Regions from separate parts of the Homo sapiens genome. Here region 2 is linked to region 1. The links are chromatin loops, found by intact Hi-C in ENCODE. Cell type or tissue: ascending aorta. All regions are shown on one strand. Each heading gives the region's core, and the rest is flanking DNA. Links, peaks and the distances in the headings are about the cores only.

What was found. Peaks named below come from ENCODE experiments on the same cell type or tissue, not always from the same donor. Only the 100,000 strongest peaks of a DNase experiment are listed, where the experiment ranks them.
Region 2: it touches region 1 in a loop (2.1-fold over the local background); 7 of 110 quality-filtered maps call a loop at or near these places.

Annotation. Positions count from the first base shown.
Region 1 is chr5:72,119,949-72,125,329 of GRCh38, reverse strand. The region is part of intron 2 of MAP1B (microtubule associated protein 1B); the gene reads right to left. Among named protein-coding and RNA genes, the nearest start is that of MAP1B, 15 kb to the right of the region's middle. RefSeq lists an enhancer at 2,549-3,052. In ascending aorta, for the core only: no CTCF peak of the experiment used is centred there; no DNase peak of the experiment used is centred there; H3K4me3 peaks cover 2,386 bases; H3K27ac peaks cover 5,000 bases.
Region 2 is chr5:72,183,020-72,188,400 of GRCh38, reverse strand. It overlaps MAP1B (microtubule associated protein 1B), which reads right to left. Exons shown (of 7, transcript NM_005909.5): 3 at 4,576-4,658; 4 at 1,647-1,787. Among named protein-coding and RNA genes, the nearest start is that of MIR4803, 16 kb to the right of the region's middle. In ascending aorta, for the core only: no CTCF peak of the experiment used is centred there; a DNase peak (open chromatin) is centred at 2,417; H3K4me3 peaks cover 3,941 bases; H3K27ac peaks cover 4,838 bases.

The DNA of each region.
Region 1 (5,381 bases), core at 80-5,079:
ACACACACACAAACACATATGCACATTATACTAAACTAACTACAAGGCACTTGAGCATCTTGTGGGGCTGCTGGAACTTCACACCAAATACCACTTTCAATTGAATTGCACCACCAAAAACTCCTAGTATTTGAGCTGGGAAACTATCTGGAATTCTAGATAAAAAAGCGGTTGCTACATCATCCCTAAACAGGCATCGAGCTCCATTAAAAAGAGGAAGAATTCTCTTAGGCAGTTTTCACATCTTTCACACATCAAAACTTCCAAGTGAGAGGTTTTTAAAAGGCACAAGAGACAACTGCTCAAAATGGCTCTGCACTAAGGAAGCATTGTTCGCCTGGGTTCCAGAACTTATTTGATCTTTAATTTTATTGCAATAAGGATAACTTCTCCAAATGTGACATTCCCATTGATGGATACACTTCAGGATCCAAAAAGCCACATCTATGTAGAGCAGTGTTCCTGGGGCCAGGTGCACTAAAAACGTGTTGCTCCCTCAGGGGAATAGCTGTTCCTTCCTCGCACTATCCACGTGAGAAGCCAACAAGAAATCTGAATTTGAGCCACAATGCTCAACAGTGGCGTGTTTACTCACAGCTCCCATTGAAAACCTGTTTTATTGAGAAAGAAATGGCCAGATTAATGGCAAAGTGCGTGTTTAGAGGACTTCCCTCTATGACAACAAAGACAGTCCTCAGGATGTTCATATTTCGTCTTAACCCCTCAGGAATGCAAGGCAGCAATTTTGAGAGGCAACCTCAGCTTGAGTGTTTCAAATGAGGTGCGGTACAACTGCAGAGAGGAGCCACATTCAATAAAACACTACCCTAGCTTTTCAATTTTCATTCCTAATTACTTACTTTTATTTTTAAATCACATGTAGACGCTCTTGTTGCATTTTCTATAAGCATCAATTTCACCAGTCCTGACTATAGGCAATCCTTTAACCTAGAAGAGTTTATTAAAATAACATTATTATTGTCTTGTATTTATGTTAATTTCTCCAGTCCCTGTGGTGCACTAAGTGCGCTTCCCCAGAGTACCTCTTACTTTCTCACGTTTCTCTCAGACCAAGGAAATCTGACTTCACATGCAATAGAAATTACCCTTAGATCACAGCCGAGAAAACAAAAGGGGTAAGCCCTGGAGTATGATGTCTGGGGATACTTGATCGTTGCCTAGGTAGCATTTAATTAGTCCTGGGTTGCAGCTGGGAGTGGGGTGCTGGTACCTGGGTAACCTTTGTCATTGTGACTAAACCCATGGTTGAACAATCAAAATGCAATGCTTATTATACTCTCCATTTTCACCCCTTTCTTCTTTAGGAATTAGACACACACACTCTCTCTTTCTCTCTCTCTGACACATATACACAGTTCGCAAATTAAGAGAACTCTCACGCTGGGCAGGGTGACTCACACCTGTAATCTCAACACTTTGGGAAGTGGGGGCAGGAGGATCGCTTGAGGCCAGGAGTTCAAGACCAGACTGGGCAACAGAGTGAGACTCCTTCTCTACAAAATAATTTAAAAACTAGCTGGGCATAGGCCGGGTGCGGTGGCTCACGCCTGTAATCCCAGCACTTTGGGAGGCCGAGGCGGGCAGATCACGAGGTCAGGAGATCGAGACCATCCTGGCTAACACAGTGAAACCCTGTCTCTACTAAAAATACAAAAAATTAGCCGGGCGTCGTGGCGGGCGCCTGTAGTCCCAGCTACTCGGGAGCCTGAGGCAGGAGAATGGCGTGAACCTGGGAGGCATAGCTTGCAGTGAGCCGAGATCGCACCACTGCACTCCAGCCTGGGCGACAGAGTGAGACTCCATCTTCAAAAAAAACTAAAAAAAAAACAAAAAAAACAAATTAGCTGGGCATAGTGGCAGGCTGGTAGTCCCAGCTATTTCAGAGGCTGAGACGAGAGGGTAGCTTCATCCCAGGAGGCAGAGACTGCAGTGAGCTGTAATTGCACCACTGCACTCCAGCCTGGGTGACAGAGGGGAGAACCTGTCTCAAAAACAAAAAGAGATTAAAAAAATAAAAAGAAACTCTCTTTCTTTGTTGAGAAACACAGTGAATTTTAAAGCTGTGAATGACTTATTTTCCCAACAAAATTATAAACAGTGGGAAATACTTCATTCTTCCAAATATTCCCTTACAGTTGCTTTCTTATTAATAAGCACTCAAAAACATTACTTGGCACTTTTAAAGTGATCTATTAGTTTATGCTTTATTCTTCATCTTCCACCATTATTTCTAGTAGGCTACCATAGGTGCTGAACAAACTGCCCCAGAGGAAGACCAAAAAGCAGGCAGAAAAAGCAAAGAGACTGTGCTTGCTTGATGGTTTGCTGTTGCTGCATACTTAAAAAAAACCTTTAAAAAAAAACTCTACTAACAAAAATCATGAGCTCTCTTTGGTCTCTGGAGATGAAGACAAAAGCAGTGACACTCAGCATGAGGTGCTGTCCTTGGTTAGCAGCTGTCGTGGAACGCACTTAGTTGGGTTTAATGGAGGGGTTATTGACATCTCCTAAAATGGCTCCTGGGCCCAGGCAGCCCATTTTCTGCTACCTTCCTGCCTATGCCTGTCTATGCTGAGTGGTTCCACAGTGCCCATTAGGAACTGCGTGAGAGCCATTACAGTCAGCAGAGTAAAACATCCTTTCCACTCTTAAAAAAAAAAAAAAAAAGTGAGATGAATAGGTATTTCTAGGGTGGTCTGAAAGAGCCCATTATTAACTACCCTGAGGAATGAGGAAGCCTGAACATGGCAGTGAAATGCCATTTTATTCCTTTCTGCTGGCCACACCTGCACCAAGGGAAAAAATTCCCTTGTATGTGAGGATCTGGATATAAAGAATCCTGAAATTTGAAAGTTGACCAAGATGTAAAGCTTGCAGGAATTATGCCTTATGCTGCGTACACTATAAAATTCTAATCTTCTCCTTGGAAGGTCTGGCTCTTTCACCGCTAGAAAAGGATGCAGGTGGGGGTGACTGGGCTGTCTGCTGCTTGGGCGGCAAAGTCTCAATGGGAGCACTGGGGTGAGAGCGGACAGCATGAGGAGCTGCCGATCACTCTGTTCCCTGCAACCGGGCCAGGAGGGCTCAGGGCACGGGGCAAGTGGGAGAAAGGCTAGGGATTTGCATTAAAATGGGACTCTCCTTCCCAGGCAGGCAGCAATGACCTCAAGGAATATTAAACAGAGATCTGGTTACCTTAACGAATATAATGCTCTCTATTTGTCATTTTCTTCTAACATACCACGATTTCTCCTATAACCTTGTATGATGATGCAATGAGGAAAGATGAGCAGAGCCTCACAGGCATGGGGACAAGTACCTAGACCTGTGCGTGTACACAAACAACACAGAAAACATGAGGATAAAGAATCGGCTGTCCCTCTGAAATTGCAGGTTCCCTGAGGGTGAGTCAGCCCCTTGAATGCCGCTAGAACATATATTTGTGTGCCTTATTGTTTAAAGGTTGGAGCAGGGCTGAAAACACATTCATTACTCCCTGTCATAGAGCAGTTGATGTATTCTAGGCACATACAATTAAGCTATAATTCTACACACAACAGACTAAACACACAAGTCTAGACAGAGAAAGATGGCTTAAAATATTCTTAGACCTTTTCTAAGAGTATTTTCTCATTTTCTTATCACTCAACTGGTAAATATTAGTTGTAACCCGTGCCTCATTAATGTCAAAGGGAGAAGATTCGCATGACTGAAATTCAAAGGGCTGATTCTAATTCTCCATCGAAAACCAATCTCCAGGCAAGATGTTTTTAGCAATCACTCAGCACAAATCTAAAGATGCTCAGCTGTGGTTCGTTTATCTTCTAGGAAAAAGGCATCGGTTCTTAAAACAAAACTGCCCATATACACCATCCATCACATTTTATGATGATTTTTGTGAATGTGATCTAGATGTTATAAAACTAGTGACAAAATGTAAATATATCAAGGTCTTACTGTGTATTCAGCTAAGAAAATAAACCACAAGAAATCTGTTTCTTAAACCTGGCAACGTCTATAGTCACCTGTTGATTGGTGAGAGCAGAAGAGAAAAGCGAGTGTAGAACGGCGTGGAGGGAGTGACCATGGATGGGTTATCATAGCAAGGAGGCAGGCCAGCCCTCAAACTGTGCACACGTTCCCTGACAGCCCTTGCGTGGGCACCCACAGGACCATTTTGCAAATGGTCTCCAACCCCCTCTCAGGCTCTGCTTTACCAGCCAGCACTTTAAAGCATTGCCGGCTTTTTGCTCTCAAGCCCAAAGGACCTTAGAAGCTCAGCCATAGAATGTTGTCACCCTTTACACATAGTCAGCAGCTCTGCGCCTTCTGAGAATGCTGAAAGCAGTCGTTTCTCTGAGAAACATCTTTAATACAAATTTAAAATTACTACAAAAAGGAAACTAGCCAAATATCAATACCCGGTATTTCCCACGGATAATAACAATCACCAAATATACAAGTCAAATAGATACTCCAGAAGGGAGACAGCACTCGTTCACATTTGTTTCCATGTGACAAGCCCTGTCTTAAGAGCTTTACACACTTTAATTCATTTGATCTGCATTGAAACTATGAGGTGGGGCCGGGCGCAGTGGCTCACGCCTGTAATCCCAGTGCTTTGGGAGGCTGAAGTGGGCGGATGATGAGGTCAGGAGATCGAGACCATCCTGGCTAATGCAGTGAAACCCCGTCTCTACTAAAAATACAAAAAAAAATAGCCAGGCATGGTGGTGGGCGCCTGTAGTCCCAGCTACTCGGGAGACTGAAGCAGGAGAATGGTGTGAACCCGGGAGGCGGAGCTTGCTGTGAGCCGAGATTGCGCCACTGCACTCCAGCCTGGGCAACAGAGCAAGACTCTATCTCAAAAAAAAAAAAAAAAAGAAAGAAACTATGAGGTGGAACTGATCATCCTTGTTTACAAACAAGAAGACTGAAAACGGTTAGTTAACTTGTCCAAGATGACACAGCAAATAAACCGTGGGGTTAAGATCAAACAAGGCAGTTTGACTCCAGAATCTGTACTCTTCATCATTATGCTAGGCTGCTGATGAGGAGTCAGATGATCAAAATTTTTAAATTATTTTAATAGGCAGATAAAAGTGGCAAAATTAAGGGAAAAAATAAAAATTGAAACTGATTTTCAGTCTGACATCACTTGTCCTGAGAATAGTTTTTATTTGTTTGCTTGTTTCAAAATGATGTCTGTCTACGACAGATAATTATGGGGCACTTCTTACAACCCCTGGGAGATATCCTTCTTTACTACTATACATAGACAGTCCTAAAGTTACATTTGGGAAAGAAGCAAATGGCAACGGAAAATGAAATAAACCCTGTACAGCATGGTAAGCCTAGCT
Region 2 (5,381 bases), core at 304-5,303, 63 kb before region 1:
AGCTATAAGCAGGCCACTTAACTGCTCACCATGTCATTGGGCCACTTCCAGCCTTCTGCAGCTTTCTCTCTTCCCTGAGGCAAGATGCTAATAATGTGTGTGACCCCAGAGCTACTAGACAAATGCCCACCTGCCTCCGGGTACAACATGCACATGGGGACATAATCTTGCAAAACATTCTGACATTATAGTGATCAAACAACAACTTCAGGACAGTAGGCAGAGTGAGAATTGTAGCCCTAGCTTTGGAATTTCAATGCAATTGAACAGCGGCTTACTAGGCCTTTACTATGTGCAGGTGCAATGGATACCGAGATGAATGAGGCAAGATGCGTGAACTCTAGCGGCCTTGGAAGAAGACACAGCCAAAGCTTGCATTTTGAAGTGGTAAAGATGAACCAACTGTGAGTGAGCTCTGAAGCCTCTGAGAAAGGAGCTGCCTGCCTGGGGGATCCCATCCTGGTATGTGTTTCAAGATGCAGATGACGCCACACCTTCTGACAGCTGTGGCTTCAAAAATGTTCCTTTTCACAGTTTTACATTCTCCCCACCCCAGTGGCTGGAGAGTGAACATTATTATGCCTTCTGATCAGTGTTTTTAAAGAAGCCTCCAGGTGACTCAGATGAAGTTGGGCAGTGTGCTTACAGTTCTTGCCAGTGATGAAAAGTACAAACAGAGCTTTCTCTGAACCTCAGGGCCAAGGAAAATTAAGTGCAGAAGGACACGTGGCCCTTCACAGTACACATGAGACAGACAAGCCACCACCTCAGAAAGACAGTTTTAAACAGATGTGGGGACTCTTCTTATCAGAACATCCCTCAGTCCCTCCATGTAGAAATCTGCTATCGGCCACAGGCAGGCCCCAACCTGCTATGGGGATGGGTCTGAATTGTTTCTGTAATTGCTATAAACATGTAAGCTAGATAAACAAGGTGCATTACTTTGGAAAGTTTCCCAGCCAGGATAAATTCCCAAGCAGAAATAAGCATATCAAAATCTTTGATCTCATTTTACAAAATACGACTAACTTCACACAGTTTTCAACACTTTATATGTGTCATCTTTGAATAAGATACGCATTAGAAATATGAATGATCCAGCTTCAGTCCAGCTACTTTAGCCATCTTTTTCTTGGGTCACAGACGTGCCCCATTTTCCTACGTGGCTCCTTTTGTAAAGCCCTCTCTCTTTTGTGGGCTGTTCAAACAGCCCAAGTTCAAACACTGGGGCCAGGCATTAAAGTAAAAGAAATCTGAAATAATTAGGCCTGGAAAACGAGGTGCCAAAAGCCCCAGATATCTTTGGAGTATTATTTCAGAAAACAGGAAACGCAGGTTTTCTTTTGGGCTCTGACATTTCAAGTTTCTCCATCATTTTTACCATCTGTAAAGTGTTGACTGTTCCAACCCCTCCCATCTATATCTCAGGCACATTAAGAATGATTCCAATTAATTGTAAATGAGTGCTCTAAATTCTTTTGGCAATGAGCCATAGAAATAAAGTATTTTGGATCATGCAGTTTTGCTTATTTCAGGAGAGCTGTGAGGTTCCCTCCCTTCTTCTTTTGTCTCCCCCAGTGCTCTCAAAGAGGAACCTAAGGCAACCAAGCCACTAGAAGCACAGATATTCTCAGACACGAACCTACCTCTTGATCGGTGAAAATCTCTATGAAGTTCTGGAAGGAGAAAGAGCCGGACTGGAGAATGAGCTCTCCGGTATTTTCAAAGCACTGCCCGGTCAGCACGAGCAGCTTGTGTCGGGCAGCATCAGTGATCATTAAGCGCACCTGAAATAAAGCACAGAACGTAGGCCCTGAGCCATGGGCAGTGCTGCCATCCCACCTTCAGGACAGGGCTAGCCTTCGGAGCCATGGGAGTTTATTACCAGCAAAAAGCATTCATTCCCCAAAGGTCTAATTTCTCCTGGAGGCCAGAAGAGCACGGGAGGGTTGAATGGATCCCTGGCTGTAGGATCATCCACAAAGCCAATAAGTGTAGTTATCAGTTTGCCCAAGAATGCCATTTTCAAAGTTTCTCTACAATCACGACAGTAGCGATAGTTGACTTTCTCCCCCTAGTTTCCTCCTCTTTTTCAAAGCAGTCTTCACAGCTGGTAATCATTTGTTCCACAGCTGTTAGAAATGTCTGCTAGCAGCACGTGGTCTGCGAAACCAGGGAAGACGGAACTATCTCACAGGCTGAATCACCATGTACAGTCCAGGTTCCCCAGTGGCCTCCTCAGTAAGCACGGTGTTCCAAACTAGGGTCCCAAACCAACCCCTCCCATATGCCCTTCCAAGGCGTGCAGCAAGCACACACACAGCTCCACGGCAGTCTCCAGTGGCATCAGTAAGGTGCTTGACATTGAATATAAAGAAAAGGCTGCCCCTAAATAGCAATCTTTGAGATAATTGCACATGGTTTGCGCTAAGGAACTCTCTGTGCACTTTTCAGTGGCAGGAAGCCAGCTGTCCTTCAGCAAACACCACTCTAAGCACCAAGGTATCCATTCTGAGCCCAGTTCATGAATGTTCAGCACATCCTACTTGCCAGGCATCATGTTAGGCACTGAGGGGAGGATACAAAAGTAAACAGACCATGACCCCTTACCCAAGAACCCCACAGTGTAATCATGCAAAAAACACATGTACCTAAGTAATTGTTTCAGCCCCATCTGCTCCACAGGCAAGCCTGGATTCCTTTTATAAAATTCCATATTTTTCCTTTCTCACAACTCTTCCGGGCAGTTTGCCTGGACATATATTAATTTTCCAGCTTTTTTTTTTTTTTTTCTCCTTTTGAGACAGGGTCTCACTCTGTTGCTCAGGCTGGAGTGCAGTGTGCAGTGGCGCCATCTCGGCTCACTGCAACCTCTGCCTCCTGGGTTCAAACAATCCTCCATCTCAGCCTCCTGAGTAGCTGGGACCACAGGCATGCAACACCATGCCCGGCTAATTTTTTGTATTTTTGGTAGAGACAGGGTTTTACCATGTTGCCCAGGCTGTAATTCTCCAGCTTTTTTCAAGCTGTAATTACTTCCCGATTCTGTTAGTAACAGAGATTGCTATCCCATCACTTTCCTCAGCTTCACACCTTCATGGATTGTCAGAGGTCCTGCTGATCTAAAGCAGGCAGAAGTCAGTCATGACAGGTGACATCACAACAGCCAAAAAGTGGAAGCAACTCAAGTGTCCGTCAACTGAGGAATGGATACACAGATGTGGGCTATCCATACACTGGCACTGTTCAGCCTGGAAACGAATGCAGTACTGACACATGCTACGACATGGATGAACCTTGAAACTGTTAGGCTAAAATAAGCCAGACACGCAAGGCCACATAGTATATCATTATATTTATATGAAATGTCCAGAATTGGCAAATCAGGACAGGCAGGTTCGCAGTTGTCGGCATCGGGGAAGAATGGAGACCGACTGCTGATGAGCTCAGGGCTTTTGGGGCGTGATAGACGTATTCTAGAATTAGATAAGGGTGATGGTTGCAAAACTTTGTAAATACACTAAAAACCACCAAATTACACACTTTAAAGGGATGAATTTTATGGTCCTTGAATTATATCTCCATTTACAAAAACAGGATACAGTCACAGAGATGCTCAAAGTGTGGGTAGAAGGGACGCTGCAAACAATGAAGGTTCCCAGGGACTTTGGCTGCTTTCATGTCCGAGAAGCAACTCTATCTCAAAAGCGCTCAACTATAATAAAGGAAGTGGAAAGTGGAGTGATAGCAACTCCTCTGGCCTGGGTGACCAGGGACTCTTGGCTTCAACCAAGTTCTTATGTCACACTGGGCTCCAAAATACCCAGTGACTCTCCATAGCAACAGTTTCATATGGTGGTAATAATAACAATCACAGCTAATATTTACATTTCAGTCATTATGTGCCATGCTCTGTTCTAAGCACTTGGCACTTCTAAGCACAACATTAAATATGAACATTAAATGTAGAAACTATTATGACCCCCATTTTACAGAGGTGCAAACGGAGACAAAGACAGTAAATAACTTGCTTGAGGCTCCCACCTAGTAAGAGGCAGATGTGGGATTATGAACCCAGGTGACCTGGTGCCAGCCCATGCTCCTGACCACTATGCTAGCCTGCCTTTCCACAGCGATAGGAGTGTGCAGGAGAGCTCTGAATGGGGCTTGCATTGAGATGCCATTCTTGAGATGCCATTCTTCTCCAGGTTTGCCCTGTATGTCGCGGCCTGAGGGCTTGCGTCTCTTTTCCCTAATACATCCCTATCAGACTCCATCCCAGCAGCACTCCCCACCACCCCCAGCATAAATACCCCAAATTCATACTCCCTTGCCTGGACAAAATCTTACAGTTCCAGCTACTATCTTCTTCTTTGTCCTTATCAGGAGGAGTGGTCTGGATGGTACCGATGCAGGGAACCAGCCACTTAATGGGGGTTGAGAAAGACCTCTTAACCCAGAACTTCTCTCTGTTGTGTCCCTCTCCTGCCCCCATTTGCCCAGCCCTTCTAATCCACTGGGTCCCTATCCAGTGTGTGGGGCCCGGCCCCAGATTCTACAGAGCTGAATGCTTACCTCGGTGCTGACTGCTTCATCAGAAGGGTTGATCAGGACCACTGTTTCTAAAACGTCACTTCGGTGATGAAGGATCTTTTGTCCTGCAGGCACAAAAACACAAACAAAAGAGGAGACCTTTAGCTTTTCCAGATAAAAACTGCCCTGCCTGCTCCTGGGACAGCAGAGGAATTTCTGCCTCCGACGTGGTACACAGCACTGAAATTCTCTACATCATCTTGGGAAACACAATTGGTGCTATTAAAAAAGAGGGTGCAGCCACTAGTAGGTTCCTCCCCAGGCTGGGTTTGTGTGGTCGGGGGCTCCTCCCGCTCTCACACTCTCCAGTTTTCAGGGTCGGTCTAGGCAGCCTCCTTGCGGTAATGGCGGTTTTCATCTGAGACAAGGGTGGGTGCCAGGAAAACTCAACGGGGCTCTTGACATTTCCTTTCTCATGGTAATTGGGGATGTTTCTCCGTATCAGCCTTTCTTCTGGTGAGAACTGCACTGAGATTAATTAGGAGCCTTATTGTGAAATGAATGACATCCAGAAACCCCAGCTAACAATTAGCCCAACAACCAGAATGGCTGTCTGAGGCAGGCTTACAGTCTGTTGGAGTATTCATTAATTAATTCACTTGCTCATAGGAAACTGGAGACACCGTAAGCAAATGAAAAGTGGAGAACAACCCTCCCATGAAACAGGGTGGCCAAACTGCCTCCTAAAAACATGCACAGTGGACAGAGAACAACAAAGCAAGGCGTTGGTGTGATGACCGCCTGTCTAAGGAGGGCTGAAACCCTGCGGGGCTGTGGCTCCACAACGC